2 separate regions of the Homo sapiens genome follow, and region 1 is linked to region 2. A link is an interaction called in ENCODE POLR2A ChIA-PET data of the cell type or tissue named here. Cell type or tissue: K562. All regions are shown on one strand. Each heading gives the region's core, and the rest is flanking DNA. Links, peaks and the distances in the headings are about the cores only.

Region 1 (15,722 bases), core at 5,630-8,129, 110 kb after region 2:
CGCAACAGGAGACAGAGCAAACTGCAGGAAAAAAGAAGGGCCCTGTTAGCCACACACCGGCCTGTGGGCTACAAGCCCTCCAGTTACAGAGCATGGGAAATAAGGCCAGGTCATGCCTGTCCTCACCTTTGAGTTAGGGCCGAGCTGGGCAGAGAATCTGATTGCCCTTCCCTCCCTCTTCAGTTCCTGCAGATCACTTGGTTCTTTTGTGTTTTTTGCTTTTTGTTTTTTTTTTTTTTAAGACGGAGTCTCACTCTGTTGCCCAGGCTGGACTGCACTGGCTCGATCTCAGCTCACTGCAATCTCTGCCTCCTGAGTTCAAGCGATTCTCCTGCCTCAGCCTCCCGAGAAGTTGGGATTACAAGTGTGTGCCACCATACTTGGCTAATTTTTGTATTTTTAGTAGAGACAGGGTTTCACCATGTTGGCCAGGCTGGTCTCAAATTCCTGACCCCAAGTGATCCACCCACCTCAGCCTCCCAAAGTGCTGGATTACAGGCATGAGCCACCGTACCTGGCTGGCTTTGGGTTCTTGAAGGGAAAAGAAAAAGCCCCATGGCAGACCGGACCTGACTGACGGGCAGGAAATCTTAATTCCAGACCTGCTTTCACCTCCTCACTGCCGGACCTGGAGCCAGGGCTGGCTGTCTCAGGGCCTCTGCCTACCATTGCCAGGAACTCTCTGTTGCCAGTCTGTATTTGGAGAGGCTGAAGGGATGAAGGTCCTACCTCACTCTGGAGCCCTCCCCACAGGGCCCCAGCTTGCACCTCGTGCACCAGCTCCTTAGGGGGCAGTGTGCACCCCTGGAAGGACTCCCAAGGTCTGGGACTTGCGACTCAGGACAGACCATTCCCTGCAGATCATTCATCTGCCAATTTAAGAAATGGGAGAGAGACGGAGGCCCGTCTGCCTCCCCTGCCAGCTCCTGCTGATTGCTGGTGGCTGCCTCCTGAGTTCTGGGGTCCCTCTCTTGACAGTGGTAAGAGTGCCAGGAACGGAGCGCGTTTGCTGCACACCATTTGCCATTGGTGCATCGAGCACACTCCCAGCTCCAGGATTATGGGAAGACCTTTTTGGGGTACAGACTTCCCCTCCCTGCAACAAAGAGGAGCTCTTCCATGGCCCCCACCCTGAGGGGCACAGGAGGTCCACGGCCTGGAAACTTCCTATTTCCTGGGGCTGGCCCAGGGCTTCTAGTCTGGCCTTCCATAAGGCATGGGCCAGGATGCTGGCCCTGGGGGCCTCTCAGCTCAGCCCCACGTGCCCCTCTGTGGACTCTCAGTCTCACGTTTGTCAGGGTTCTGCCATTTAGAAATGATCAGCCCACCTCTAGACCAAGTGCCTGCCTGGAATGTCCTGTCCAACTTATCCACCAGCTCATCCTTCCGGGCCTAATTAAGGCCCCACTCCATCTCTGAAGCCACCCCATGCTCATGACTCTCCCTGACGCAGGTTCCCGACACACCGGGTGACTCAGCTGCAGTGTTTTTCACAGTCCGTGATGCGTCACAGCTATTTATAGGTGTGCTTAACTCCCTGTGAGGAAGCACTTCAACCCCCAAACGCAAGTTCCAGAAATATGCTCATAAAGATAAAGATAGAGAAAAGCTCTGGAAAAATACACAGTGCTGTTGCTTCAGGCAGAGTCCGTGTGTGTGTGTGTGTGTGTGTGTGTGTGTGTGTGTGTGTGCTTTCACTTTTTGCCTCATACATCTCATTGTTTATAAAATTTATCAATATTACAAAGTTGTAAACAAGGTTATTTAAAAACAACAAATTGGCTGGGCACGGTGGCTCACGCCTGTAATCCCAGCACTTTGGGAGGCCGAGGCAGGCGGATCACCTGAGGTCAGGAGTTTGAGACCAACCTGGCCAACATAGTGAAACTCCATCTCTACTAAAAATACAAAAAATTAGCCGGGCATGGTAGCAGGCGCCTGTAATCCCAGCTACTCGGGAGGCTGAAGCAGGAGAATCGCCTGAATCTGGGAGGCGGAGGTTGGAGTGAGTTGAGATCATGCCATTGCACTCCAGCTTAGGCAACAAGAGCGAAACTCTGTCTCAAAAAAAAAAAAAATTATAAATTTCTACACAAAGTCTTGCACATTCCTTTAATTTATTCATAGGTATTTTATAGTTTGTGTTGCCATGTTAGCAGTTACAAAGTGGCTGGGCACAGTGGCTCACACCTGTAATCCCAGCACTTGGGGAGGCCGAGGCGGGTGGATCACAAGGTCAGCAGTTCGAGACCATCCTGGCCAACATGGTGAAATCCCATCTCTTCTAAAATACAAAAAATTAGCCGGGTGTGGTGGTGCACACCTGTAGTCCCAGCTACTTAGGAGGCTGAGGCAGGGGAATTGCTTGAACCCAGGAGGCGGAGGTTGCAGTGAGCCGAGATTGCATCACTGCACTCCAGCATGGTGACAAAGCAAGACTGTTTCAAAAAACAAAAACCAAAAAACCAAAAAACAAAAAGAGTGAGGTCCCCCTGAGTCACATAGCAAGACCCCATCTCTACACAAAATATTTAAAAATTAGCCAGGCATGGTGGTTCGTGCCTGTGGTCTCAGTTACTTGGGAGGCTGAGGCAGAAGGATTGCTTGAGCTCAGGAGGTTGAGGCTTCAGTGAGCCAGGATGGTGTCACTGCATTCCAGCCTGGGAGAGACAGCGAGACCCTGTTTTTGTTGTTGTTTTTTTCTTTTTTAAAGAAAATAAACACCAAAACAATAAAAAGAGTGAGGTAGGTAGGACTCATGTCCCAAAATAGTTCTCCCTTTTTAGTTTTTTAATTTTTAATTTTTAAAGAAAGTTTCATTCTGTTGCCCAGGCTGGGGGGGTGGGGTAGTGGCATAATCGTAGCTCACTGTAACCTGAAACTCCTGTGTTCAAGGGATCCTCCTGCCTCATGCTCCTGAGTAGCTAGGACTACAGGCCCACGTCACCATGCCCAGCTAATTTTTATTTTTATTTTTTGAGATGGAGTCTCACTCTGTCGCCCAGGCTGGAGTGCAATGGCGTGATCTCCACTCATTGCAACCTCCGTCTCCCAGGTTCAAGTGATTCTCCTGCCTCAGCTTCCCGAGTAGCTGGGATTACAGGCGCCTGCCACCACGCCTGGCTAATTTTTGTATTTTTAGTAGAGATGGGGTTTCACCATGTTGGCCAGGCTGGTCTTGAACTTCTGACCTCAGGCAATCTGCCTGCCTCGGCCTCCCAAAGTGCTGGGATTACAGGTGTGAGCCACCGCGCCCGGCCAATTTTTTTTAAATGTCTTGGCAAGATGGAGTCTTCCTATGCTGCCTAGGCTGTTCTTGAACCATTAAAATGATGTATTTCAATTATGTATATACTATTTATACATATATTAGGATATATCTACATGTGTGTGATATGAATATATATACACATTCACAAGCACATTATAAATGTTTGTATGTGTATATATACATACATAGTCATGTACTGAATAATGACATGTCCATCAATGATGGACCACATATGTGACAGTGGTCCCATATACTACCATTTTTTTTGTTTTGTTTTTTGTTTTTGTGAGACAGGGTCTGGTTCTGTCACCTGGGGTGGAGTGGAATGGGGCATCTCTGCTCAGTGCAACCTCTGCCTCCCGAGCTCAAGCAATCCTCCCACCTCAGCCTCCCCATTAGCTGGGACCACAGGTGCATGCCACCACACCTGGCTAATTATTGTATTTTTAGTAGAGACAGGGTTTTGCCATGTTGGCCAGGCTAGTCTCAAACTCCTGACCTCAAGTGATCTGCCCACCTCGGCCTCCCAAAGTGCTGGGATTACAGGTGTGAGCCACCGTGACTGGCCAGTAGTCAACTTTACAACAGGCCTAGGATGGGAGGTGATTGTCCAACCAACTTTAACTTTACTGTTTGAATTTTAAAAGAAAATACCCATGTACTTGGGTATTATTTGTTTGTTTGTTTTTGAGACGGAGTCTGCCTCTGTCACTCAGGCGAGAGTGCAGTGGTGTGATCTCGGCTCACTGCAAGATCTCTGCCTCCTGGGTTCAAGCGATTCTCCTTCCTCAGCCTCCCAAGTAGCTGGAATTACAGGCGCCCACCACCACACCTGGCTAATTTTTGTATTTTTAGTGGAGACAGGGTTTCACTGTGTTGGCCGGGCTGGTCTTGAACTCCTGACCTCAGGTGATCCACCCCCCCTCAGCCTCCCAAAGTGCTAGGATTGCAGGTGTGAGCAACCACACCCAGCTGTACTTGGGTATTATTAAAAAAATAATAAGTCACAGGATGGAGCCAGGAAGCCTGAGGCAGGTGAACCTATGAGGCAAATGTCACGTGCAACAAAGTGTAATTGGCTCTGGCAGCCAAAACCAATTGGACATCTTGGTGAGACAGTCTCCAAATGTGTCACAGGATATAATTTCCAAAGTTATAAACATGACTGTCTTTAATGTATGTACCAAAGGTTACTTCAGGTGTTAAGAAACTATAATGGTGGAAACACTAGTTCAAAGGGAACTGGAGAGACTGAAATACTCAGAGGCACTGAAAAAGCAATGCTGGAATAAGATTGCTGAGTTACATCCAAAAGTACCTGCTGCGCTGCAGGGTAATAAGCCCATTATCTTGGGTCATCTTTTCTACCTGACAGAAGCTAGCTATATCTTATCAATCTACTCATCAGAGCCCAGCCTCATCAATGGTGAATAAGTCAGAGAGGTGCCATGCCTAGAGAATCCCAAAGGTCATCCTATGGCCACCTTTTCGGACTGGTCTTCATTTTGCCTTTTCAAATTTTTTTTTTTTTTTTGAGATGGAGTCTCGCTCTGTTGCCCAGGCTGGAGTGCAGTGGCGTGATCTCAGCTCACTGCAAGCTCCGCCTCCCGGGTTCACACCATTCTCCTGCCTCAGCCTCCCGAATAGCTGGGACTACAGGCGCCAGCCACCATGCCCAGCTAATTTTTTTGTATTTTTAGTAGAGACGGGCTTTCACTGTTAGCCAGGATGGTCTCGATCTCCTTACCTTGTGATCCATCCGCCTCGGCCTCCCAAAGTGCTGGGATTACAGACATGAGCCACCGCGCCCGGCCCACGCCCGGCTATTTTTTTTGTATTTTTAGTAGAGACGGGTTTCACCATGTTAGCCAGGATGGTCTCGATCTCCTGAGCTCGTGATCCACCCGCCACAGCCTCCCAAAGTGCTGGGATTACAGGCGTGAGCCAACGCGCCCGGCCAATATGTTTTTCTTAATGGAGGAGTATCCGCAGGGCGCGGTGGCTCATGCCTGTAATCCCAGCACTTTGGGAGGCCAAGGCAGGTGGATCACGAGGTCAGGAGATCGAGATCCTGGCCAACATGGTGAAATCCCATCTCTACTAAAAATACAAAAATTAGCTGGGCGTGGTGGCACATGCCTGTACTCCCAGCTACTTGGGAGGCTGCGGCAGGAGAATCGCTTGAACCCAGGAGGCGGAGGTTGCAGTGAGCCGAGATCGCGCCTCTGCACTCCAGCCTGGGCGACAGAGCAAGACTCCGTCTCAAAAAAACAAAAACAACAACAAGAAAAAGAGGTGTGTTATTTAACCTTTTCTTAGAAGCTTCTCTGCTGCCCCCAATCTTTCTCAGCAATCCTAAGCCTTGCTCCAGTTACTGGTTAGAGCTGGGCCAATAGTGGTCTGACCACACGTGGTGGCAGCATTCTGAGCTCTGAGGAGACAACCTGGGCTCTTGTCTTGAGGCCTAAACTGGGCCTGAGAGAGCAGGAACAAATCTGCCCTCTCCCTAAGCTCAGGGAGTCCACAGCGGGACCCTCACACCCAGTCTAAGGAGACCACTGGGCAGAGCTGAGATCTTAAGGACAAGCTGGAGTTCCCTCAGTTTTGGGAAAGGAGTTCTGGGGTGAGCGAGGAACATCAGGAGAAGCTGGAACAGAGAGGGGCAGCCAAGTCCTGAAGGGCCTGCTGTAACCCAAGAGAGAGGCCTGGCTTTATCCAGCAAGGCCAGGGTGCGGTCGGAGCAAAGGTTGTTTTATTAAAAGCTTCCTATGGCTGGAGCCCAGGAGTTCGAGGTTACAGTGAGCTATGATCACACTACTGCACTCCGGCCTGGGCAACAGAGCCAGACCCTGTGTTTAAAAAAAATCCTAAAAAGCCACAAAACTTCCTGAATGCAGACAATGTAGGGGTTCAAGGAGCTAGGGAGTACAGCGGAGACAGTGTTTGAACAGGCCCAGGCCTGGGCAGGTGGCTGCCTTGGATGCCCGAAGGGAAAAACAGAACAAAATCAGGAGGAATTGGAGCCTAAGTGAGGGAGCAGAGGATGAAGGGCGAGAAGGGGGCATGGGGCTGACAAAGCCGGGGTGGCAGCCCGTCCCACCCCACTCAGTGTGGGTTCCCGCGGTCTGTTCGGCGCAGCCACAGGGTCCTCCCACCACCCTCGCGGCCCTTCGCCAGCCCAGATACCGTTTTCCCGACTTTGGAACGGAGACCACAACACCCGCCCCGGAACTACTGAAGGCTCAAGTTAGGTCAACCCGGCAGGAAACCGGTTCCCAAATCCCAAGGCGGACCCAGGCCCGCGGTTCCCTCCCTCAAGGCTGGAACAGCGCGCAGTGGCCACCGCCGCCGGGTCTCCAGCCCCCAGGAGCGCGGCCTCCTCCCGGACTCTCTCCGATGCGGTCCTGCCCTGGGGACACGGCAGGAAGAAGGGACCTGGCTGGGGGACGTGGCCCCGGCGCGGGGGCAGGGGAGGCAGCGCGGGACTCCCAGCGGCCCCTGCGCGGGTGCCCACCCGCCGTCACGTGACACGCCGGGCGCTGAGTCACCGGGAAGCATCTGGCTGGGCGGCCGGGATTGGCCAATCTGCGGGACCGTCTGGAGCGGAAGGGCGGTGGTAGCTGGCCCTGCTTCTCCCTCCCCAGGATCTCTGCACTGGCCTTACGAACTGGGGAGTCCAAGGGGTTCCAGGACGGGAAGGGGAGTTTGAGACCAGCCTGGGCAACCTGGCCAGACCCGGTCTCTATTAAAAATACGCAAAACACACACACCACACACCCCACCCCACACAGCCCACACACCCCACACGGCCAGCAGCCCTTTCTGTCACCGACTCCGTTCCCCTGGCCAGTGAGCTCTCCGTCCCCTTTTCCTCCCTTTTCGCACACGTGCCTTTCCTGCCTGCTCCCACCTGGTGCCTGAGGCGTCTCTGCGCCTCAGCACTGGCTGTTCGGTTTGCACTACGGAGGGCAGTGTAGGTTTGAAAAGGAAAGTTTCATTATATAGAACACTACCAAGGCAGGGCGCGGTGGCTCACGCCTGCAATCCCAGCACTTTGGGAGACCGAGGCGGGTGGATCACTTGGGGACAGTAGTTCAAGACCAGCCTGGCCAACATGGTGAAACCCTGTCTCTACTAAAAATACAAAAATTAGCTGGGAGTGGTGACACTTGCCTGTAGTCCCAGCTACTTGGGAGGCTGAGGCAGGAGAATCGCTTGAACCCAGGAGGCAGAGGTTGCAGTGAGCCGAGATCCGGCCACTGCACTCCAGCCTGGGAGACAGAGTGAGGCAAGACTCCATCTCAAAAAAAATAATAATAATAATTAATAAAAAAATAAAAATAATTAAAAGAAAAAGAAAAAGCACTACAGAAGAGTGCAGAGGGGCGCCTCAGCTAGAGGACTTAGGGATTTTCCTTAGGGGCATTTATGGACCTTAAAGAGGGAGCTTAAGGGTAACTTGGACCACACTAGCCACATAGGTCATGATAAATGATTACATTTGTAGACATTTTGGTGCCTAATGCCAGTCAGCAAGGGTTGTTGCACAATGAGTTTGGACAGGCATGCATTTGCAGAGATGTATAGAAATTCTAATTACTTGGAAATTTTGTTGGACCGGAGCTAGGAACCAAATGGTATAGGGAAGTCTCATTACTTCTGAATTCCTCAGATAAAGAGTTTTGCCTCTGCCTGGGCTGCTCGATGGCCACCAGGTGACCTTTGCTCTCCTCAGGGGCTGCTGTGGGTCCAGAGCTGGAAGGAGAATGGGCCGCATCCTTTCCTCCTTCCCTCCCCGCAGCAGCAGGGGCTCTGGCTGCGGGGGCGGGCTGAGCTCCGTCCGGGGTGATGCGAAGGGGGTCATGCCGAGGGGGTGACTCCCAGCTTGCACTGCGTCCCACAGTCGCGCCTCGCCTCGCCTCCCGGAGCCCGAGTCTTCCAAGGGCGCTGGCAGCTGCGTCAGCTCCCGCTGCCCGCCCCAAGCGTCCAGAGCTAGGAGGGAGTTACGGGGCGAGGCCCAGGGCTTTTCAGGGCCGGGGGTCGTGCGGCCAGGCGCGGGTGGACTAGGCCAGCGGCCACTGAGGGGCAGAGAGGTCTGGGGTTCTAAGTTTAGCCCACTCCGCGAATGTGGATTGCTTTGTTTGGATGTGATTCCCTTTCCAGGTGACTGTAGGTTACCCCCACACTGCCCTGGCATGGAAGAGATTTAGGCTGTCCTAGGCCTTCACCCTTCCCTAAGACGAGAATCCAGAGGAGGAGCCATTTAACAGCTCCCTGGCTTCTCTCACTTACAGGGAGCTCACTACTACTACTAAAAACATTTTGAAGTTAACACCCCCTTATGCCTGGCTCATTCGTGCATTCAACAGATGTTTACTGAGCACAGACTGTGTGTTGGAGACTGGCCACTGGTTTACATAACGAGCTGTGATAAAACAAAGTCCCAAGCCTCTTGGTTGATGTTCTCAGGCTTTTTTGAGGTGTGAATCACTTCTCCCTGGAAGCCCTCCTAGCTATGCCACCCTGGCTTAAGACTGACTTTTGTGCTCTAGTGGCCCCTCAGGGATTCCCCACATCAGCACTGACTAAATGTCCACTTCCATGAGCTAGAGGAAGGTGGCGCCTCTTATTTGGCCTGGAGCAGGGAGCTAGGGCTCCTGCAGCCTCCAGATCCCTTACTGGGCGTCAGCTCAAGGGTGGGAAGGCCGGGGGCCTGCACCCCCTGGGAAAGATGTGGGCATTTGTTTCAAGGCAGGTGGTGGTGGCTGAAGTCTGGAGGCAGGGAGAACGGCTGCGTATTTCAAACTTGTAAGCAAAGGACAGGGGACCTATTACTGGGAAATTTCCCACATGTGCCAGGGGGAAGGAACAACCCTCTCCCTGTGGAAGGTGGGGGGAGCGAGCTCACCTCCCAGAGAGACAACTCTGTCACTCTGGCGCCTCTGCCCGCCCTTGTTCTTCCCTCCATCTGAAATCTTCCCCTCTTCTCAAAGCTGGTGTATTCTCATCCTTTAACTCTCCACTCAAATGTCACTTTCCTTGTCAACCCTTGTCAAAATTGGTCCCCTCCTCTGTTCCCTTTATTCCATCACCTATATTTTCTCAGAACATGTACAGTGCTCATTCACTAGGATTGTTACCCGAATCCTCTGCTAGAATGTAAGCTCCAGGAAGGTGGAATTCTTGCCTTTTTCCTGCCTTATTTTTACTAGCTGTACCTTGCATAAAGGGTGTTTGTTGAGTGAATGAAGTTCTGTCCTAGATCAAGTTAGGAATTGAAGCTAGAAGTCAGGAAAACTAGGTCTTTCTCTGCTACTAATATTTTTTTTATTTTTCTTTTCTTTTTCGTGTTTGTTTTTGGTTTTCGTTTGTTTGGTTTTTGTTTTGAGGTGGAGTCTCAATCTGTCACCCAGGCTGGAGTACAGTGGCGCCATCTTGGCTCACTGAAACCTCTGCCTCCTGGGTTCAAGCAATTCTCCTGCCTCAGCCTCCTGAGTGGTTGGGATTACAGGCATGCACCACCATGCCCGGCTAATTTTGTATTTTTAGTAGAGTCGGGATTTCTCCATGTTTGTCAGGCTGGTCTCGAACTCCTGACCTCAGGTGATCTGCTCGCCTCTGCCTCCCAAAGTGCTGGGATTACAGGAGTGAGCCACCACACCCAGCCTCCCTTTAACTCTTTATATCAATCATTTACACAAAGAATTGGAGTCAGCTTGTCAACATACAATGAGATTGAGAGAGAGAGGTAAAAATCAAGCAGAGATGGCCAGGCACGGTGGCTCACACCTGTAATCCCAGCACTTTGGGAGACCGAAGTGGGCGGATCCTGACTTGAGGTCAGGAGTTCAAGAACAGCCTGGCCAACATGGCAAAATCCCATCTCTACTAAAAATACAAAAATTAGCCAGGCGAGGTGGCGTGCATCTGTAATCCCAGCTACTTGGGAGGCTGAGGCAGGAGAATCGCTTAAACCCAGGAGGCGGAGGTTGCAGTGAGCCGAGATCGTGCCACTGCACTCCAGCCTGGGCAACAGTGTGAGACTCTGTCTCAAAAAATAATAATAATAAAAATAAAAATAAGCCGGGCGTGGTGGCTCACACCTGTAATCCCAGCACTTTGGGAGGCTGAGGCAGGTGGATCACAAGGTCAGGAGATTGAGACTATCCTGGCTAACACGGTGAAACCCCGTCTCTATTAAAAATACAAAAAATTAGCCGGGCGTGGTGGCCGGTGCCTGTAGTCCCAGCTACTTGGGAGGCTGAGGCAGGAGAATAGCATGAACCCGGGAGGCGGAGCTTGCAGTGAGCTGAGATTGCGCCACCGCACTCCAGCCTGGGCGACAGAGCAAGATTCCGTCTCAAAAATAAATAAATAAATAAATATGAAATAAAATAAGAATCAAGCAGAGAAAATTCATGCATACCTAAAAGATAAGACCAAGGAAAAAGGCCAGAGTCCTGTACGACTGCCAGAGTTGTGCCTCAGTTATTGCTTTGAGCTTCTGTGAGCCAAAGAGAAAGGAAGAGGAACAAAGGTAGTTGCATGATTCTTCTTGCCTCTAGGGAAAAAGCATCCCAGTTCCTCAGAGAAAGGAAATTTTTTGCTGGCAGTTAATATCTAAGGAATTTCTCATACAGGTCTCCATATAGGGATGTGGTGGCTGATGAGAACAGACTGCAGCTTTCCTAACTAAGGGCATTGTTCACTGAGCATCCAAATCAGCAGCATCAGCAGAGAGTGGGATGCCAAGGAATGACTCAGCAAGGGCAGCTCTGCAAGGCTACAGAAGAGCTTTGTGGGGGCTCTGGCCAGACCCAGGGGCGATGGCTAAAACCAAAGAGGAATGGATGTACTGAATTCCCATCAGAGAAGTGTGGCTCCCGGCTTTCTGGTTTACATTTTTTTTAATCGAATGACTTCAACATCATCTATAAAATATTCTTTTTTAAAAAAAAAAAAAGCCTGTAATCCCAGCACTTTGGGAGGCTGAGGCAGGTGGATCACCTGAGGTCAGGAGTTCCAGACCAGCCTGACGAACATGGAGAAAACCTGTCTCTACTAAAAATACAAAACTTAGCTGGGTGTGGTGGTGCATGCCTGTAATCCCAGCTACTTGGGAGGCTGAGGCAGGAGAATTGCTTGAACCCAGGAGGTGGAGGTTGTGGTGAGCTGAGATTGCACCATGGCACCCCAGCCTGGGCAACAAGAGCGAAACTCCATCTCAAAAAAAAAAAAAAAGAAAAAGAAAAAGAAAAAGCAGCCTGGGCAACATTGTAAAACCCCATTTCTACACAAAATACAAAAAAAAATTGCCAGGCTTGGTGGTGGCGTGCGCCTGTAGTCCCAACTATTTGAGAGGCTGTGGTAAGTGGGAGGATCACTTCACCCTGGAAGGCTGAGGCTGCAGTGAGCCATGATTGTGCTACTACCCTCCAGCCTGAGTGACAGACCAAGACCCTGTCTCAAAAAAAAAAAAGAAAGGGGAACCCAGGTTGGATCAAGCCTCTAGATCTAATCACTTGTTTATAGGAAATGCAGAGGGAACAGAAGACTATGTCATACCACACCACAGGGATATGATGGGCAAAATCCAGAATGTGGAAAATTCCAAAGGCAAACCACCCAGATTCTTCAGCAAATAAATTTCAGGGGGAAAAAAGGTGGGGAGAGGAAACCTATAGAGTATGCTAGAATCTTAAGAGACATGGAAATCCAAGGAAATGTGCAGATTCCACTTAGGTCCTGATTGAACAAACCAACTCTCAAAAAATATTGAGGCAAACTGTGTATTTGAAGATTAATACTAAAAAAAAGTTTTCTGTTTGTTTTGTTTTGTTTTCAGGCAGTCCTTGAACCAGAATAGGTTCAGAGAGGCTCCCCGGTTAATTTTTTTAGGTGTGAAAATGCTAATAGGATTTTGATTATATAAAAATTGTTTTGCAAATTGAAAAAATAATAAAAATAGGCCGGCCGCAGTGGCTGACGCCTGTAATCCCGGCACTTTGGGAGGCCAAGGCGGGTGGATCACGAGGTCAGGAGATCGAGACCATCCTGGCTAACACGTTGAAACCCCAGTCTCTACTAAAAAAAAAAAAAAAAGAAAAAATAATTAGCCGGGCGTGATGGCGGGCGCCTGTAGTCCCAGCTACTCGTGAGGCTGGGACAGGAGAATGGCGTGAACACGGGAGGCGGAGCTTGCAGTGAGCCGAGATCATGCCACTGCACTCCAGCCTGGAGGACAGAGCGAGACTCCTTCTCAAAAAAAGAAAAAAAAGAAAATAAAAATAGTTATGGTTTGTTTCAAAATACTCCAGGTAATGGGGGTTACAAAGAAAGAAGAAACACTTTCTTCCACCCTCTTACTGCCTGGCCTGAGAGCTTACATATCATTTTCAAGATAGCAGTACATCGTGAAGATGTGACAAGGCAAAGGGAAAACGGTTTTAAGCTTCTGGGGGCTACAAAACCGTGGGATGGTAAATATATGGGGAAAACTAGTGGAAGATCACTCTGAATTTAGTAAGATTTGTTTGTGCAGTTTCATCTCAGTGCCGACTGTCCTTTTTTTTTTTTTTTTTTTTTTTTTTTTTGAGACGGAGTCTTGCTCTCTCGCCCAGGCTGGAGTGCAGTGGCATGATCTCGGCTCACTGCAAGCTCCGCCTCCTGGGTTCACACCATTCTCCTGCCTCAGCCTCCCGAGTAGCTGGGACTACAGGCACCCGCCACCACACCCGGCTAATTGTGTGTGTGTGTGTGTGTGTGTGTGTGTGTGTGTGTGTGTGTGTGTAGTAGAAACGGGGTTTCACTGTGTTAGCCAAGACGGTCTTGATCTCCTGGCCTCGTGATCCGCGCGCCTCGGCCTCCCAAAGTGCTGGGACTACAGGCGTGAGCCACAGTGCCTGGCCTGACTTTCTGTCTTCATGACCATAAACCTTCCTGGAAGAGGATATTTATGGCAGTCCTCATTTCTAGGAGTTTTTGCTTGTAGTCAGATAAGGAAAGTTCCAGAAAGGCTCTCTCTGCATCTGTCCGATCTCAAATGCCTCAGTTCAGAATTATCCTTATACCAAAGTAGCATTTGGTGGGGCTGAGATATTCTGATCCCCTTCAAGGGATTGGGAGTTTAGATGGAAGGGAAGTGGCAGGAGTTAGTAACTGTTGGAGCTGGGTATGAATAACATGGGGATTCATTAAACTATTCTTTTTTTCTCTCTCTCTTTTTGAGACAGAGTTTTGCTCTTGTTGCCCAGGCTGGAGTGCAGTGGCACTATCTCGGCTCACCACAACCTCCGCCTCCCGGGTTCAAGCGATTCTCCTACCTCAGCCTCCTGAGTAGCTGGGATTGCAAGCATGCGCCACCATGCCAGGCTAATTTAGTATTTTTAGTAGAGATGGGGTTTCTCCATGTTGGTCAGGCTGGTCTCGAACTCCCGACCTCAGGTGATCCACCCGCCTCAGCCTCCCAAAGTTCTGGGATTACAGGCGTGAGCCACCGCGCCTGGCCCTAAACTATTCTTTTTACTTTTTATTTTATTTTTTGAGAATTTTTTTGAGACGGAATCTTGCTCTGTCACCCAGGCTGGAGTGCAGTGGCGTGATCTTGGCTCACTGCAAACTCCGACTCCTGGGTTCAAGTGAGTCTCCTGCCTCAGCCTCCCAAGTAGCTGGGATTACAGGCATGCACCACTAGGCCTGGCTGATTTTTGCATTTTTAGTAGAGATGGGGTTTCACCATGTTGACCAGGTTAGCTCGAACTTCTGACCTCGTGATTCGACTGCCTCATCCTCCCAAAGTGCTGGGATTACAGATGTGAGCCACCACGCCTGGCCTTTACTTTTTTATGTTTGAAATTTTCCATAACAAAACATCTTTAAGTATTGGAAATACTGACAAACGGTGAGCCAACTTTTCCCAAATACAAAATTATAACAAAATTACCCTGCACTGTCACCACCGTTTCATAAGAAAAAAGTCTTTATAACATCAAAGATACAAGAAGGGCTTGTGAACCCAAAATATCTGAGACAGGTCTCAACCAATTTAGAAGGTTTATTTTGCCAGCCGGGCACGGTGGCTAACACCTGTAATCCCAGCACTTTGAGAGGCTGAGGAGGGTGGATCTTGAGGTCAGGAGTTTGAGACCAGCCTGCCCAACATAGTGAAACCCTGTCTCTACTAAAAATACAAAAAATTAGCTGGGCATGATGGCGGGCGCCTGTAATCCCAGCTACTTGGGAGACTGAGGCAGGAGAATTGCTTGAACCTGTGAGGTGGAGGTTGCAGTGAGGCGGGATCGTGCCACTGCACTCTAGCCCGGGCGACAGTGCAAGACTCCGTCTCAAAAAACAAAAAAAAAGAGAAAGTTTATTTTGCCAAGGTTAAGGACACACCCATGACACAGCCTCGGGAGGTAGATAAGAGACAAAGAGTTGCACTCTTTTCTTTTGAGTTTCTGATTAGCCTTTCACCTAATACGCAATTTACATTTGAGAGGAGGGCAGAGGAGTAGTCACTTTTGCTTTAGTCTGGTTTAGTGAAATCAGAGGTCAGGGGAAGCAATCCGATATGCATTAGTCTCACGTGAGCCTCGGAGGGATGATTTTGAGTTCTGTCTGTCCTTTGTCCACAAGGAATTTCCTTGTGGGCAAATTGTGAGGGAGGCATGTAGCTTTTTTTTTAATAAATCTTTGTAGCTATCTTATTTAGGGATAAAATTGGAAGCAGGTTTGCCTGACATAGTTCCCAGCTTGACTTTTCCCTTGGCTTAGTGATTTTGGGATTCCAAGATTTATTTTCCTTTCACAGGCTTAATCTCTGAATAAAGGACCCTCTTAAAATGGGATGTAGTTAGTTTTCTGGAAAAGTCACAGCCGACGCTCCCAGGGACTGTTTCTGGTTCACGGGCCCTAGGTTCAAACAACCCTTCCCAAACCTTGTTTGTTTCAAAGGTTGAGATCAAAGCTAGTGGGTAGCCAGTGAGGCTGTGCTTGTTCACTCTGTGACTCGGACAAGCTGGCACCTGTCTTCTCTGGGCTGCTTTCTCTCAAAGACTAAGAGTGTTTAGTGCAGAAAGGCCCTCAGAGATCTGGGTTAACCTCTTATTTATTTATTTTTATTTTTTGTTTTGTTTTGTTGTTTTTGAGATGGAGTCTCACTCTGTCGCCCAGGCTGGAGTGCAATGGCACGATCTTGGCTCACTGCAACCTCTGCCTCCCGGGTTCAAGCGATTCTCCTGCCTCAGCCTCCCAAGTAGCTGGGATTACAGGCGTATGTCACCAAACCCAGCTAATTTTTGTGTTTTGAGTAGAGACAGGGTTTCGCCATGTTGGCCAGGCTGGTCTCGAACTCCTGACCTCAGATGATCTGCCCACCTCGGCCTCCCAAAGTGTTGGGATTACAGGCGTGAGCTACCATGCCCAGCCGGTTAACTTCTTATTTTTACAGATG
Region 2 (13,747 bases), core at 2,654-5,153:
AGCCTCCCGAGTAGCTGGGACTACAGGCGCCCGCCACCACCACACCCAGCTAATTTTTTGTATTTTTAGTAGAGATGGGGTTTCACCGTGTTAGCCAGGATGTTCTCTAACTCCTGACCTCAGGTGATCTGCCCACCTCAGCCTCCCAAAGTGCTGGGATTACAGGCATGAGCCACGGCGCCCGGCCTGCTTACACATTTTTAAATTTCTTTTAATTCTTATTCCACCTCAGCTTCCCAAAGTTAAAAATTATGTTTATTATCACTGATAGAGAATCTAATTGCTTTCCAGTAGGCGGGGACTACATAAATTCTGGAGCACCAGCCTGCCACAGGGTAAGTGGGGAAGACCAGCTTGCTTCCTTTTATTTATTCATTCACTCATTTGTTCAACAACTATTTATTTATTTACTTATTTTTGAGACAGTGTCTTGCTCTGTTGCCCAGGCTGGAGTGCAATACGTCTTCATGGCTCACTGCAGCCTCAACCTCCCAGGCACAAGCGATCCTCCCATCTCAGCCTCCTGAGGAGCTGAGGCCACAGCTGCATGCCACCATACCCAGGTAAGTTTTTGGGATTTTTTTTGGTGTTTTTTTTTTTTGTTTTTTTTTTTGAGACGGAGTCTCACTCCGTCACCCAGGCTGGAGTGCAGTGGCATTATCCTGACTCACTGCAACCTCCAGTTCCCAGGTTCAAGCGATTCTCCTGCCTCAGCCTCCCAAGTGACTGAGACTACAGGCATGCACCACCGTACCTGGCTAATTTTTATATTTTTAGTAGAGACGGGGTTTCACTCTGTTGGCCGGGCTGGTCTCAAACTCCTGACCTCAGGTGATCCGCCCACCTCGGCCTCCCAAAGTGCTGGGATTACAGCATGAGCCACTGCGCTTGGCCATTTTTTTGTATTTTTGCAGAGACGGGGGTCTCGCTATGTTTTCCAGGCTGGTCTCAAACCCCTAGGCTCAAGTGATCCTCCCATCCTGGCCTCCCAAAGTGCTGGGATCACAGGTGTGAGCCATTGCACCCAGCCAACAACTATTTACTGAGCACCTCTGTATGCCAGCTAGAGTTTTGTTTTGTTTTGTTTTGTTTTGTTTTTTTGAGACGGAGTCTTGCTCTGTCGCCCAGGCTGGAGTGCAGTGGCGCAATCTCGGCTCACTGCAAGCTCTGCCTCCCGGGTTCACGCCATTCTCCTGCCTCAGCCTCCCGAGTAGCTGGGACTACAGGTGCCCGCCACCATGCCCGGCTAATTTTTTGTATTTTTAGTAGAGACAGGGTTTCACCATGTTAGCCAGGATGGTCTTGATCTCCTGACCTTGTGATCTGCCTGCCTTGGCCTCCCAAAGTGCTGGGATTACAGGCGTGAGCCACCACGCCCGGTCTACCAGCTAGAGTTTTGACAAGAGCTAACACAGGGGTCTCTGCTTCCCAGACCTCATAGTTTAGAGGAGAGACAGATATAACCTAAGGGTTACACGAATGAGAGTGTGTCATTATAGAATGATGAAGGGGGACAGTGTGAGAACATGGGCCAGTGGTTCTCAAGGCGTTGCTCTCAGCAGCAGCAGCAGCAGCATCTGGGCAACATAGTAAGACCCTATCTCTAACATAATGGAAGGCAAATCTTGGACCCGCCCCAAGCCTACTGAACCAGAAACTCGAGGGTGGGACCCAGCAATTTGTATTTTCACAAACTCCCCAGGTGATTCCAAACAACAGGCATAAGTCAAAGGAATGTGATCAAGGTTTCCATAAGGAAGTGTGGCTGAACTGAGAGCTGAAGGCTGGGTGGGAGGCACACAGGCAGGCAGAGGGCATGTGCGGCTGGGCACAGTGTCTCATGCCTGTAATCTCAGCACTGTGGGAGGCCGAGGCAAGACGATCACTTAAGCCCAGGAGTTCAAAAACAGCCTGGGCAACATAATGAGACCCCATTTTTACAAAAAAAAAAAAAAATTAAAAATTAGGCTGGATGCAGTGGCTCATGCCTGTAATTCCAGCACTTTGGGAGGCCGAGGCAGGTGGATCACCTGAGGTCAGGAGTTTCAGACCATCCTGGCCAACATGGTGAAACCCTGTCTCTACTAAAAATACAAAAAATTAGCCAGGCTTGGTGGTGGGCACCTGTAATCCCAGCTATTGAGGAGGCTGAGACAGGAGAATTGCTTGAACCAGGGAGGTGGGTTACATGAGCCGAGATCAAGCCACTGCACTCCAGCCTGGGCGACGAGCAAAACTCTCAAAAATAAATAAATAAATAAATAAAATTAGGCTGGGCATAGTGGCTCATGCCTGTAATCCCAGCACTTTGGGAGGCCGAGGCGGGCGGATCACCTGAGGTCAGGAGTTTGAGACCAGCCTGACCAACATGGAGAAATCCCGTCTCTACTAAAAATACAAAATGAGCCGGGTATGGTGGCACATATCTGTAATCCCAGCTACTCGGGAGGTGAGACAGGAGAATCACTTGAACCCAGGAGGTGGAAGTTGCGGTGAGCCAAGATCACACCATTGCATTCCAGCCTGGGCAACGAGAGTAAAACTCTGTCTCCAAAAAAATAAATAAATAAATAAATAAAATATAAATAAAAATTAGCTGGGCAAGGTGGCACACACTTGTAATCCCAGCTACTTGGGAGGCTAAGGTGGGAGGATACTTGAGCCTGAGAGGTTGGGGCTGCAGTGGGCTTTGATCCTGCCACTGCACTACAGCCTGGGCAACAGAGCGAGACTGTCTCAAAAAACAAAAAAGAAGGGCATGTGCAAACGTCTTGTGGTGGGAGGGAGCCTGATGTGCTTACGGAACCAAGAGAAGGTGCACGCCTGCAAGCCTTGCAGGCTGCGGGAGGGAGCTTGCCCTGGTTCTGCAGAGGACTGGGAAGCCACTGAGGAGCAGGGAGACTTGGGGAGAATTGTACTGCCAAAAGTTAAAGTACCTGGGCCAGGCGCGGTGGCTCACGCCTGTAATCCCAGCACTTTGGGAGGCCGAGGCAGGCAGATCATGAGATCAGGAGTTCAAGACTAGCCTGGCCAAGATGGTGAAACCCCATCTCTACTAAAAATACAAAAAATTAGCCGGGTGTGATGGCGGGTGCCTGTAATCCCAGCTACTCGGGAGGCTGAGGCAGAGAATTGCTTAAACCCGGGAAGCAGACATCGCAGTGACCCGAGATCTTGCCACTGCACTCCAGCCTGGGCGATAGAGCAAGACTCTGTCTCAAAAAAAAAAAAAGTTAAAGTACATGTTCAGATCTGAGACAGGACCAGGGCTGTGCTGTTAGGATTGGTAAAGAGGGAGTCGAGGCCAGATGCAGTAGCTCATGCCTGTAACCCCAGCACTTTGGGAGGCTGAGACAGGAGGATCACTTGAGCCCAGGAATTCGAGACCAGCCTGGGCAGCATAGTGAGACCCCCATCTCTAAAAAATTGGGAAGGAGTAGAAATCTTTCAAAGGGTTAAGAGGAGTTAGAGACTCTTTTGGCATGGCGGGGGTGAAGAGGGAGAGCTCCTCTGAGGCATCGGCCTGGGCTGGGAGCTGAGGGCAGCAGGGCGGGCTGGGGAACTTGAGGTGCCTTTGGGACATCTAAGGATGTGTGACCAGAGACAGCAGTGTGGGCCTGGCACTCAGGAGCCTGAGCAGGCTGGAGACACCAGTTAAGTCACATTCACAGCATGGACCCCCTTGGCTCAGCTGTTTCCTGAGTCTGGTCAAAGTTATTTAAGCCAGAGTCATCTCGTGGTTGTGTCATTTCCCCCTTTCCCTGCGCATGTAGCTTTCCCCAGGCTGGAGTGTGGTGGGGAAAGCCACAGGGAGTGTCACTATACACATAAGTTAGTCTCCTGGAATTTCTTCAGCTGTGGTCATTGCTAAAAAAAGAAGTATGACGCTGGACAACAGGAGTCCAATGGGACTTTATTTAACATGTTTGCTCAAGTTATCAGCTCTTTGCAAGTGACTGACAGACACCACCTCCTTTGTAACCTCAAAGCAGGTTCACAGACTATCTCCTGGTTCTTAGGGATTTCTTCTGTCGAAAAGAGTTCTCAAAAATAACAGCAACCTGAGATACCATCTGTTAAATCCTTAAGCAATTTCGCATGCCTTATGAGACCCTGCTGATTAAAAACATCTAGTTTTGTTTTCTTTTTTTTGAGACGAAGTCTCGCTCTGTCATCCAGCCTGGAGTGCAATGGCGCGATTTTGGCTCACTGCAACCTCCGCCTCTCTGGTTCGGGTGATTCTCCTGCCTCAGCCTCCCAAGTAACTGTGACTACAGGTGCGTGCCACCATGCCCGGCTAATTTTTTGTATTTTTAGTAGAGACGGCGTTTCACTGTGTTAGCCAGGATGGTCTCGATCTCCTGACCTCGTGATCTGCCCACCTTGGCCTCCCAAAGTGCTGAGATTACAGGCATGAGCCACGAAGCCCGGCTAAATTTTGTGTTTTTTGAGATAGAGTCTCTCTCTGTCACCTAGTCTGGAGTGCAGTGGGGCAATCTCAGCTCACTTCAACCTCCACCACCTGGGTTCAAGAGATTCTCCTGCCTCAGCCTCCTTAGTAGTTGGGATTACAGGCATGTGCCACCACGCCTGGCTAATTTTTGTGTTTTTAGTAGAGATGGGGTTTCACCATATTGGCCAGGCTGGTCTCGAACTCCTGACTTCAGGTGATCTGCCCACCTTGGCATCCCAAAGTGCTAGGATTACAGATGAGAGCCACCATGCCTAGCCAACATCTAGATTTTTAGAATCTCTCTGGCCCCTTCCTGCCCCATCTTTGTCTTTCTGCCCTCCCCTCCAATAGTGGCATCTCCTCCTGGGGCCACTGTGCAGGAGTGAGTTATTTGCTCACTAATCACACCATACTAAACCCTAAACTCACTCCAGGACTGCTCTCCCAGCCCAGTGGGTAGCCTTTGCCATGGATTGGTGGAAGGAACTTGGGCCTGGAACTCCCTGGTCCCACCTGAGTCTGGCCACTCTCTCTGGCTGTAAAGGTGGAGTTTAGAGGACGGGCACTCCAGGCTCTTTAGGAGACTCCTCTAGATAGAACCAGAGAGGGAGAATGGGAGCCCATTTAACTAAAGCCAAAAAAAATAGATTTTTTTCATTTTACTCCCTTGCTGTTTTGTTGTTGTTGTTTTGAGTTTAGGAGCAGAGGTTTAATAGGCAAAGGGAAAAGGAGAACAGCTCTCTCTCAGACAGAGGGGCACCCAAATGGGAATTCCCGCTAACTGGTAATTTGATGAGAAATAGCAAACAACAGAGGACCACTCTGACCTGTCCTCCTGCCTACTTCCTGCACTGTTTATAGGAGCCCACCTCCTCCTCCTCATGCGTCCTGTTTGCTTCCTTCCAGCCACGGGCTGCCCAGTGGTGTTCTGACACCTGCTGTACCATCGCTGCAATGTCCAGCCTGGAATCCCTGGCGCTGCGGTGGTGCTGGATGGGCTCAGAGATGGTCCGATCAGAAGGGATCACAGAGGAAAGCTGGGGGTGGTGGCTCACGCCTGTTAATCTCAGCACTTTGGGAGGCTGAGGCGGGCGGATCACTTGAGGTCAGGAGTTCCAGACCAGGCTGGCCAACATGGCAAAACCCCGTCTCTACTAAAAGTACAAAAAAATTAGCCGGGCATGGTGGCATGCACCTGTAGTCCCAGGCAGGAGGATCACTTGAACCCAGGAAGCAGAAGTTGCAGTGAGCCGAGATCGTGCCACCGCACCCCAGCCTGGGTGACAGAGCAACACACCATCTCAAAAGAAAAAAAAAGGGATCACAGAGGAAACTGAGGCACAGGAAGGGCAGTGCCTGCCTCAAGGCACCTGGGAACCGGCCTCAGGTGGACCTTGTGTTTTCCATAGGAGGAGCAGAGACTGCTAGAAACTAGGAGTTCGAGTCTCTTCCACCATACACCTTTCTCAGCCCGAAAGGGCAGCACATTCCCACGATCAGGAGCCCCCAGAACACCGATTCTTAAACTTTAGCATGTGTAGAAATCCCTGGGAGAGCTTTTCACAACACAGATTCCTGCGCCCCATCCTCAGAGATTCTGATTTGGTAGGTCTGGGGTGGGGCCTGAGATGCTGCATATCTTTTTAAAAATTATTATCATTATTATTATTTGAGACAGAGTCTTGCTCCATCACCCACGCTGGAGTACAGTGGCGCAATCAAAACTCACTGCAGCCTCAACCTCCCAGGTTCAAACAGTCCTCCCACCTCAGTCTCCCAAGCAGCTCTGTCTACAGGCACAGTGCCACCACACCTGGCTAATGTTTAAATTTTTGGTAGATACAAGGTCTCACTATGTTGCCCAGGCTGGTCTTGAACTCCTAGCCTCAAGTGGTCCTCCTGCCTCGGCCTCCTAAAGTGCTGTAATTACAGGTGTGAACCACTGTGTCTGGCCAGATGCTGCATTTCTAATAAGCTTTGCTCCATGGACCACACTTGGATTACCACTGACTTAGAAACTCACAGTACCTTACCCACTGAGTCAGGATGAAGCTTGCTAAACTGTTGCAACAAGGGCCTAAACTGTTGCAACAAGGACAGAGCCAGGTGCCTCACGCCTGTAATCCCAACGCTTTGGGAGGCCAAGGCGGGTGGATCACATAAGACCAGGAGTTCGAGGCCAGCCTGGCCAACATGGTGAAACCCTATCTCTACTAAAAATACAAAAACTAGTTGCAGATGGCCTCCAGCCATCTGCAGCACATGATCTGGTGAAGGAGAGCTCTGATGAGCACGTGACGTAGTATGGTCCCGGCAGGTCTAGCCCAGGGTGGTGTGGGGGGAGTTGAACTTAGGTGACTCGCAGAAGACCCCCATGTGCCCAGGTGGAGCAGGGTAGCCATGTGCCCAGGTGGAGCAGGGTAGCTAAGTAACTGGACACTGCGGCTGGAAGCTCAGAGGCATCTAAGCAAATTGTATGATTTACCCGCGGTGTGACCTAGGACAAGTTACATAATGTCTCTGAGCCGAGGCTGCCTCTCTATCAACTGTGATCATAACACTGTGATTGTTTCTACAGGGAGCCCCCAGTAAATGGCAGGAATTCAGGTCACCATGAGGTGGACTCACGTTGATCTCAGACCAGATAGGGACATTAGTGGGTACAAATGGCCCTTGATGCTCAATTTTGTTGTCAGTTAAAAGAACCCTCTCAGCCAGTTTTTAATTCCCACTGAGCAAGTGAGATGGGTAAAGAAAACAACAGTGGCTCACACCTGTAACTCCAGCTCTTTGGGAGGCCAAGGTGGGAGGGCTATCTGTGCTCAGGAGTTCAAGACGGCCTGGGCAACATAGTGAGACCTCCTCTCTACAAAAAAATTAAAAATTAGCCAGGTGCGGTGGCACACACCTGTAGTCCCAGCTACTCAGAAGACTAGGGTGGGAAGATCACTTGAGTCCAGGAGTTCAAGGCCACAGTGAGCTATAATGGCACCACTGCACTCCAGCCTGGGCAACAGAGTGAGACTCTGTATCTAATAAAAGAAAAAATAGAGAAAAAGAAAAAGAAAACAAGCACCATTGGCTGGGAGTGGGCAAAGCAGACAGACCCCCAGCTCCCAGCATCCTCCACTGCAGGTGACCTCGAGAAGGGTCAGAGCAGGAAAATGGGGGCTGGGAGGTTCAACAGAAAGCTGTGTGGCAAGACCAGGGAAGCAGGTGTGGCAGCTGGCGTGAAGAGACAGGTCAGGAGTGCAGTCGCATCATTTAACGAGCATTTATTGCACACGTCTGTTCAAGCACCAGGCTCAGGCTGGAAACCATCCAAAGCGCAATCCCTGACCTCAGGCAGCTCACAGTCCAGTGGGGAAGCCGAGAAGCAAATTAATGACTCTGAAGAAGCGCAGGCAAGTGCTATGATCAAGGCATGTGTGTGGGTAGGGTGTCTGGGAACCCCAAAGTCAGCCTCAGGTGGGGAGGTAAGTCAAGGAAGGGTGAGGGGACTGGGCTCAGCCTGGGTCTCGGAGGAGAGCGGGGCCAGCCCCGGGGATGGTAGAGTCAACCTGCCAGGCACTGTGCACTGCTGGCCAGGCCCGGCCAATGAGAGCACAACTTGTTCAGGGTCCAGGAAGCAACCCCAGGAGAACAAAGCCTCGTGGGGAGGGAGGAACCTGGAGGGTGGAAGGAGTTTGGGCTTTTCCTGAAGGTGATGAGAGCCACTGAAGGATTCTGGGGGAGGAGACATAGGGTTATCCTGGGTCATGGGGGAGAGAGCTTTGAAAGGCAGGGAGGTGGGAGGCCGCAGGGACTCTCAGAAGTGGAGTCTCAGAGCTCCTTAAGAGGTGAAGGCAGCCGGGCGCGGTGGCTCACGCCTGTAATCCCAGCACTTTGAGAGGCCGACGCGGGCGGATCACAAAGTCAGGAGATCAAGACCATCCTGGCTGACATGGTGAAACCCTGTCTCTACTAAAAATACAAAAATTTAGCTGGGTGTGGTGGCGGGCGCCTATAGTCCCAGCTACTTGGGAGGCTGAGGCAGGAGAGTTGCTTGAACCCGGAAGGTGGAAAGGCGGAGGTTGCAGTGAGCCGAGATCACGCCACTGCATTCCAGCCTGGGTGACAGAGAAAGACTCCATCTCAAAAAAAAAAAAAAAAAAAAAAAGAGGTGAAGGCACAGGACAGGAGCTGGGATGTCACCAGCACCACTTGCCAGCTCACTTGTGCCTCATGCTCCCTGTTTCACAGATGTGGGAGGCAAAGGAGTCAAGGCCAGCTACACAGGGAGGCTGCACAGGCCCCCTGGCTTCCGGCTCCCACAGGTGTCTGCCCAGCCCAGATCTGCGCGGGTGGGAGGCACCTTGGTTAGGAAGGGCTGAGCCTCTTGCACTGATTTGCAAGCTTTCAACCTGGCCTCCAATCTCAAACTGGCCTCCAGGCCGTGGGCCTGATGGGGAGCTGCTGGCATTGCCGCAGGGCTCATCCCCACCAGCGGAGGAGATATTCGTAGCTGAGGAAGGTGACAGCATTGACGGGAAAGGCGCGGGCACTGTTGATGGTGACCCCCCGGAAGAAGACTCCCAGTCCTTCCTGCCGGATGCTGCTCACCATGCAGTCCAGCATCCCCTGGTACACTCTGCGTCTCAGTCCATCCATCTGCATCCGGGACTTGATCATGTCTAAGGGCGTGGCTGCCACCCAGGAAGCAATGCCTGCAAAGCCCCCTGCCACCAGCACCGTGGCTGAGCCTGGGGCAGAGAGAGCCCAGAGCAGGGGTCAGACCCAGAACAGAGCATCCTCCCCAGACCCTAGTTTCCTTCCCCAGTCCCCGCTGGACCCTGCCTGCTACCCACACCTCTGTCCCCCATCCTCTCACGCCACTTTACTTACTGGGATTCTGGCCTTCTGGTGTGTACTGGCGACAGAGCCCTTCATAGGTGATGAAGTAGATCCCCACCGTGGGGGTGTCCCTCAGCGTCAGGGCCCAGGCTCCTCGGAACAGCCCCCGGGGCCCCTCCTCCCGGAAGATGGAGGCTGCACAGTGCACGGGCCCCTGGTACCGGGGTGGGGGGCTCCCTGGCTGGGCCCTTGGCTCTGTCTGGTTTTGTAGCCGGACTTTGATGAGGTCAAAAGGAGCCAGACAGTAGGCCTGTTGGTGATGAAACATGAGGGCCCCGGGTGGGGCTTTGGGCTGGGAACTGGCCCCTTATATTCACAAGAGGAAGGAGGCAGGCAGGGGGCCACATCTTCCAGTCCCTCAGGAACCCTGCCGGCACCCAGCCTCTCACGTGCATGTGTGGCTGGGATGGCCAGGATGTCTGCATGCGACCGGGACAGGCCACCTCCCTTGGCATCAGGCCCAAGAGTGAGAGGCACTGCCCCTCATGCAACAGTGACCAACTTGCCTGGCCTACAGCAGGCACTCAGAACAAGCCTGGATTCTTTTTGCAGGAGCAGGTTGGTTTCTGGCCTCCCTAAAGCCGGCAGTGAGCATACCTGTACGGTGGGCAGGGCCAAGTGAAGGATTCAGCCTGTGACTGTGAAATAGCAAAGAAACCACCCTTTCCCAGGGTGAAGGAGGTCCCCTCGTGAGTGCTGTTCTCCTGCGCCCACCTCTCAGAGGCCCGGAGGGGCACAAGGCCAGCCCCTCCTGCCTCCAGAGAGGCAAGACTCCTTCCCATTAGCATCCCACCAAAGAGGCTTCTGAGTGTGGGAAGGTGGGTAATGGGGGGACTTGGCAGGTGCTAGGGCTCTTAGAATCGGCAGAAGCAGATGCTACACAGATTTGGGATGGAATTGGGGCTGGAGTCCTGGTGAGGGTCAGTGCTGGGGGGATGTAGAGGGCGATGGGGGCAATTAAGATTTGGGTCAGAGATGCCAGTAGGTCAAGATAGCTTTTGGAGTCCAGGTGAGAATCGGGGTCCATGTCAAGGCTAGCCTGTCTCTGAGGGATTTATCTGTTTTTTGCTTGTTTGTTTTGTGACAGGTACATGGGCTCAGTTCCTCAGCCCTGGAGATGGCTGATGGCGACGGGGGCTGGCGGTCGCCTCTGGTGGTGGGTGGTGGTACTTAGGGTGTGGCAGGCCAAGTCTTCGCTTGTTTACTTTGGTCCCAGGAGTAAGGGTCGTAGGTTAGGTACCATCCCTTGGGAGATGGGGCCTTGTGCCACCCTCTAGAGCGTGCTGGCAGGGCTGAGCTCAGGGCTTCAGGAGGTGTTCTGAGCCCTGAGCTCCTGGGGGCTGAGGACAGGGCTAGGCTGACACCAGGTGACAGACACCCCCACAGGGGTGGTGGAGTGTCAGATGCCATTTCAGAAGGTCAGCTTCGGCGAAGACCAGGGCAACGTCTGTGCCCGTCAGAGGCTGTCAGTCCCTGCCTCTTCTTCCCACTCCACACTAAAACACATTTTTCCTTTAAGACTCTGTTAAACTAAAGCCACAGGTTTCACTGTAAACCCAGGCTCCATCAGCGGCCCTCACAGTCCCCACTTCTGCTTTCCAAAGAGCTGGGGGGGCAGGGTGACTTAGAAGCCGGGCCTGGCCACTTAGCTTAGGGCTTCGGTTCTCTTCCTTGTGTTTGTGGGATGTGGCTCGCGGGGCTCAGGAAACCTATAGGTGGCACCTCGCACAAGAAGGGGCAGAAGAAAAGCCGGGGCCTCCGGGGGTCTCATTAATCATTAATTCATTTGAAGGAGCAGCCTGACTTTGTCCTTTGTCCTTGCTCTCTGCCCCATGAAGTGTGACAAGGAACTGGGGGCAGCTGCCCAGGAGAGGGCGACCCTGGCTTGCGGCTGGGGTGTCAGTGGGTGCCGGGCGCACCCTCTCCCTGCTTATGCTCACAGGACCCATTCAGCACCGGTTCCCACTGGCGGCAGCTGGTCCCTCTTCCCTCCATCCACCCCTCTAAAGCCCAAAGCCCAGATGACGGCAGTGCCTGAATGGTTAATGCCCTGCTGGGCTGGGCCTCAGGTGAGGCTCCCAGGTCATGGGCACCCAAGCACTGCAGGCAAAGTGTAGAGCCAGGCAGGGCCAGGGGAGTGTCAGGACCTCATCAGGACCCGGCCAGAGGGGCTGGGCTCACAGCTCTGCGGGGTGCTGGTGGTTCTCCAGGGTCAAAGGTCTCCTTGGGGAGTGGGCTCCCCACAGCTCTGAGGCTGGCAGACCCCTCTGGAGGGGGGCAAGCCCCGTCAGCTGGAGCGAGTGGCCCAGGCTGCTTCTCCCAGCACCCTCTTGGCACTGCCCACCAGCTGTCTCTGCCTTTTGCCCCCTCTGTTCCCCACAGCCCTCCCCCAGAGGCCTGCAGCCTGGAAGGCCATAGCACAGGCCTCTTGTTCCCCTCCAAGAGGCCTATGCCTCCACAGCTGTGGGTCGCCAGGGCAGGGTGGGAGAGGACAGATCGAGATGACCATCCCTATGACACCTGTGTGTGCCCACTCACTGCCCCCTCACCTGCAGGAACCCCCCGGTGCAGCCCGCTAGGAAGATGTGCATGTAGCTGGGCGGCTGGGCCCGCCGCTCCTGGTGGGAGGTGGCCGTGAGCACCAGCAGGGTGTTGCTATAGACCCCAAACAGGACAGAGTTGACCACAGCTATGCTGGCAATGGGGAAGCTCATTCCCTTGAAGAAGCCCAGGAGCTGCAGAGAGACACAGTGGCAGCGGAGTAGGCACCGTGGGGCCTCCCCTTTGTCCTCTCCACCCCTGGCAAGGCAGCCTCTGGCTGGAAACTGCTCCCAAGTCCTGCCACAGGGAAGTGGGGACAGGCAGGGATGGGCTGAGGCTGCGCCTCTGGGGTGCTAAGCTACCACCCAGGCCCCCCAAGGATCCCAGACTTGGTCTTCTCTCCTCCAGGAGCAGAACCCTGCTGGAGAGGGAAGCTGGTACCAACAGCCCCAGATGCCTCCCCGAAAGGGGAAGGACCCCAAAGGAGTGGGCCACTCACGGACTCATGGCGGTAAATCTTGACCATGCAATCAACGATGCCCCGGTAGGTGGTCTGGGTCTGCAGCCTCACCTGGGTGGGAGGACAGAGCAGGTAGGGTGGCGGGATGGGCAGGTGGGCCAACCTTTCCCTCTGCCCCCTCAAGCGGGATGCCAACCAGCAGGAGAGGCAGGAAAGGCAAGATTAGCCAGGCCTGATCTCAGGGCACCCTGACATTTGGGTCAGGTGAGATCTTTCATTCCTCTGGCAGCTCTCCTAAACTCACCTTTACAGTGTCAAACGGGTGTCCCAGGACCAAGCCCAGAGCGCCTGTGGTGACAAGAGGGTGCTATGAGTGAGGGCCCTCGTGCCAGGCCCAGGAAGCAAGTCTGTGCCAAGAGGAAAGAGGGGTTCAGGCAGGAGGAAGGAGAGCAGGGCCATCTCAGACACATGCAGCCACCTTCCTGCCAAGCTCTAGAGACTCCAGCTGCCCCTGCCACCCCCTCCACACAGGCACTGGGCCAGGAAGGCACTGGGACAAGGGACTAAGACCCCAGGCCCCACCTGAGGATGCACACCCAAGAGGGAAGAGCCAGCCAAAGACGTACGTGTCCTCGCTGGAGCCCATACCCGGGTATCCCACCGCCTATGAGCCGCGGGACTCTGGGAGAATCACCCAGGTTCCCACCTCTCCGAGAGCTTTACTCTTCTTTCTTCAACTCATAATGTCGTCGCCGGGATCCAGAGCAGGCCCTGCTGCCAGCTGGCCACGCAGAACTGCAGGGCCCTGATGGGGGTCATGCCTGGGCACCTGCAGAGGAGCTTCTCCCCTCCCCTCCACCTGCCCACTGCCTAGCCCTGCCCTCCACAGCAGAGGCTGGTTCTGGAGTTTGGGGGAGGTCGCACCCCCAGGAGGCAGGTTCAGAACGTCCCTCTCTTTCTCCTAAGAGGAATGCCACCCAGAAGCTGGGCTGGGACCACAGCACAACAGGCCTCAGGGCCCGGGACTGCGGCCCACAGCCAGGTGGGGCAGAGGCCCAGAGGGGACTCAGGACAGCAGGTGAGGTCAAAGGTGAACTTCCTTTGTAAGCCCAACAGGGTGGGCCTGGAGAGCAGGGCTCAAGGTATAGGGTGCTCACCTGGCTCTCCCGCCCTCTGCAGGTGTCAGGCAGAGTGGCCTTGGAAGGCAGAGGCAGCACCCTCCCACCTGTGCCTTCCTCTCTTCTTCCCATCGGCCACTCCCCAGAGGACTGGGGACAGCTGGCTCTGGGGTGCTCCACGGAACCCAGACTTTTTTTTTTTGACACAGGGTCTTGCTGGTGTTGTCCAGGCTGGAGTGCAGTGGCATGATCATGGCTCATTGCAGCTTCAACCTCCTGAGC

The links. ChIA-PET counts read pairs that join two places held together with the same protein. Peaks named below come from ENCODE experiments on the same cell type or tissue, not always from the same donor. Only the 100,000 strongest peaks of a DNase experiment are listed, where the experiment ranks them.
Region 1: POLR2A ChIA-PET joins it to region 2 with 12 read pairs; 19 of 35 experiments call an interaction of 5 or more read pairs at or near these places.

What each region holds. Positions count from the first base shown.
Region 1 is chr11:65,470,776-65,486,497 of GRCh38, forward strand. It overlaps ENEMAL (enhancer lncRNA neighbor of NEAT1 and MALAT1), which reads right to left and starts at 6,712. Exons shown (of 1, transcript NR_186313.1): 1 at 6,002-6,712. RefSeq lists enhancers at 519-1,064, 1,385-1,464, 6,505-7,100, 6,936-7,025, 10,719-11,313, silencers at 765-844, 6,636-6,765 and cis regulatory regions at 1,174-1,733, 8,799-9,022. In K562, for the core only: a CTCF peak has its summit at 8,003; DNase peaks (open chromatin) are centred at 5,689, 6,806 and 8,126; H3K4me3 peaks cover 2,500 bases.
Region 2 is chr11:65,367,481-65,381,227 of GRCh38, forward strand. It overlaps SLC25A45 (solute carrier family 25 member 45), which reads right to left. Exons shown (of 7, transcript NM_182556.4): 3 at 12,652-12,695; 4 at 12,387-12,458; 5 at 11,896-12,081; 6 at 9,338-9,596; 7 at 7,712-9,195. The coding sequence ends at 8,927. It also overlaps a transcript of FRMD8 not described here. Among named protein-coding and RNA genes, the nearest start is that of SLC25A45, 8.3 kb to the right of the region's middle. RefSeq lists an enhancer at 9,145-9,645. In K562, for the core only: no CTCF peak of the experiment used is centred there; a DNase peak (open chromatin) is centred at 3,931.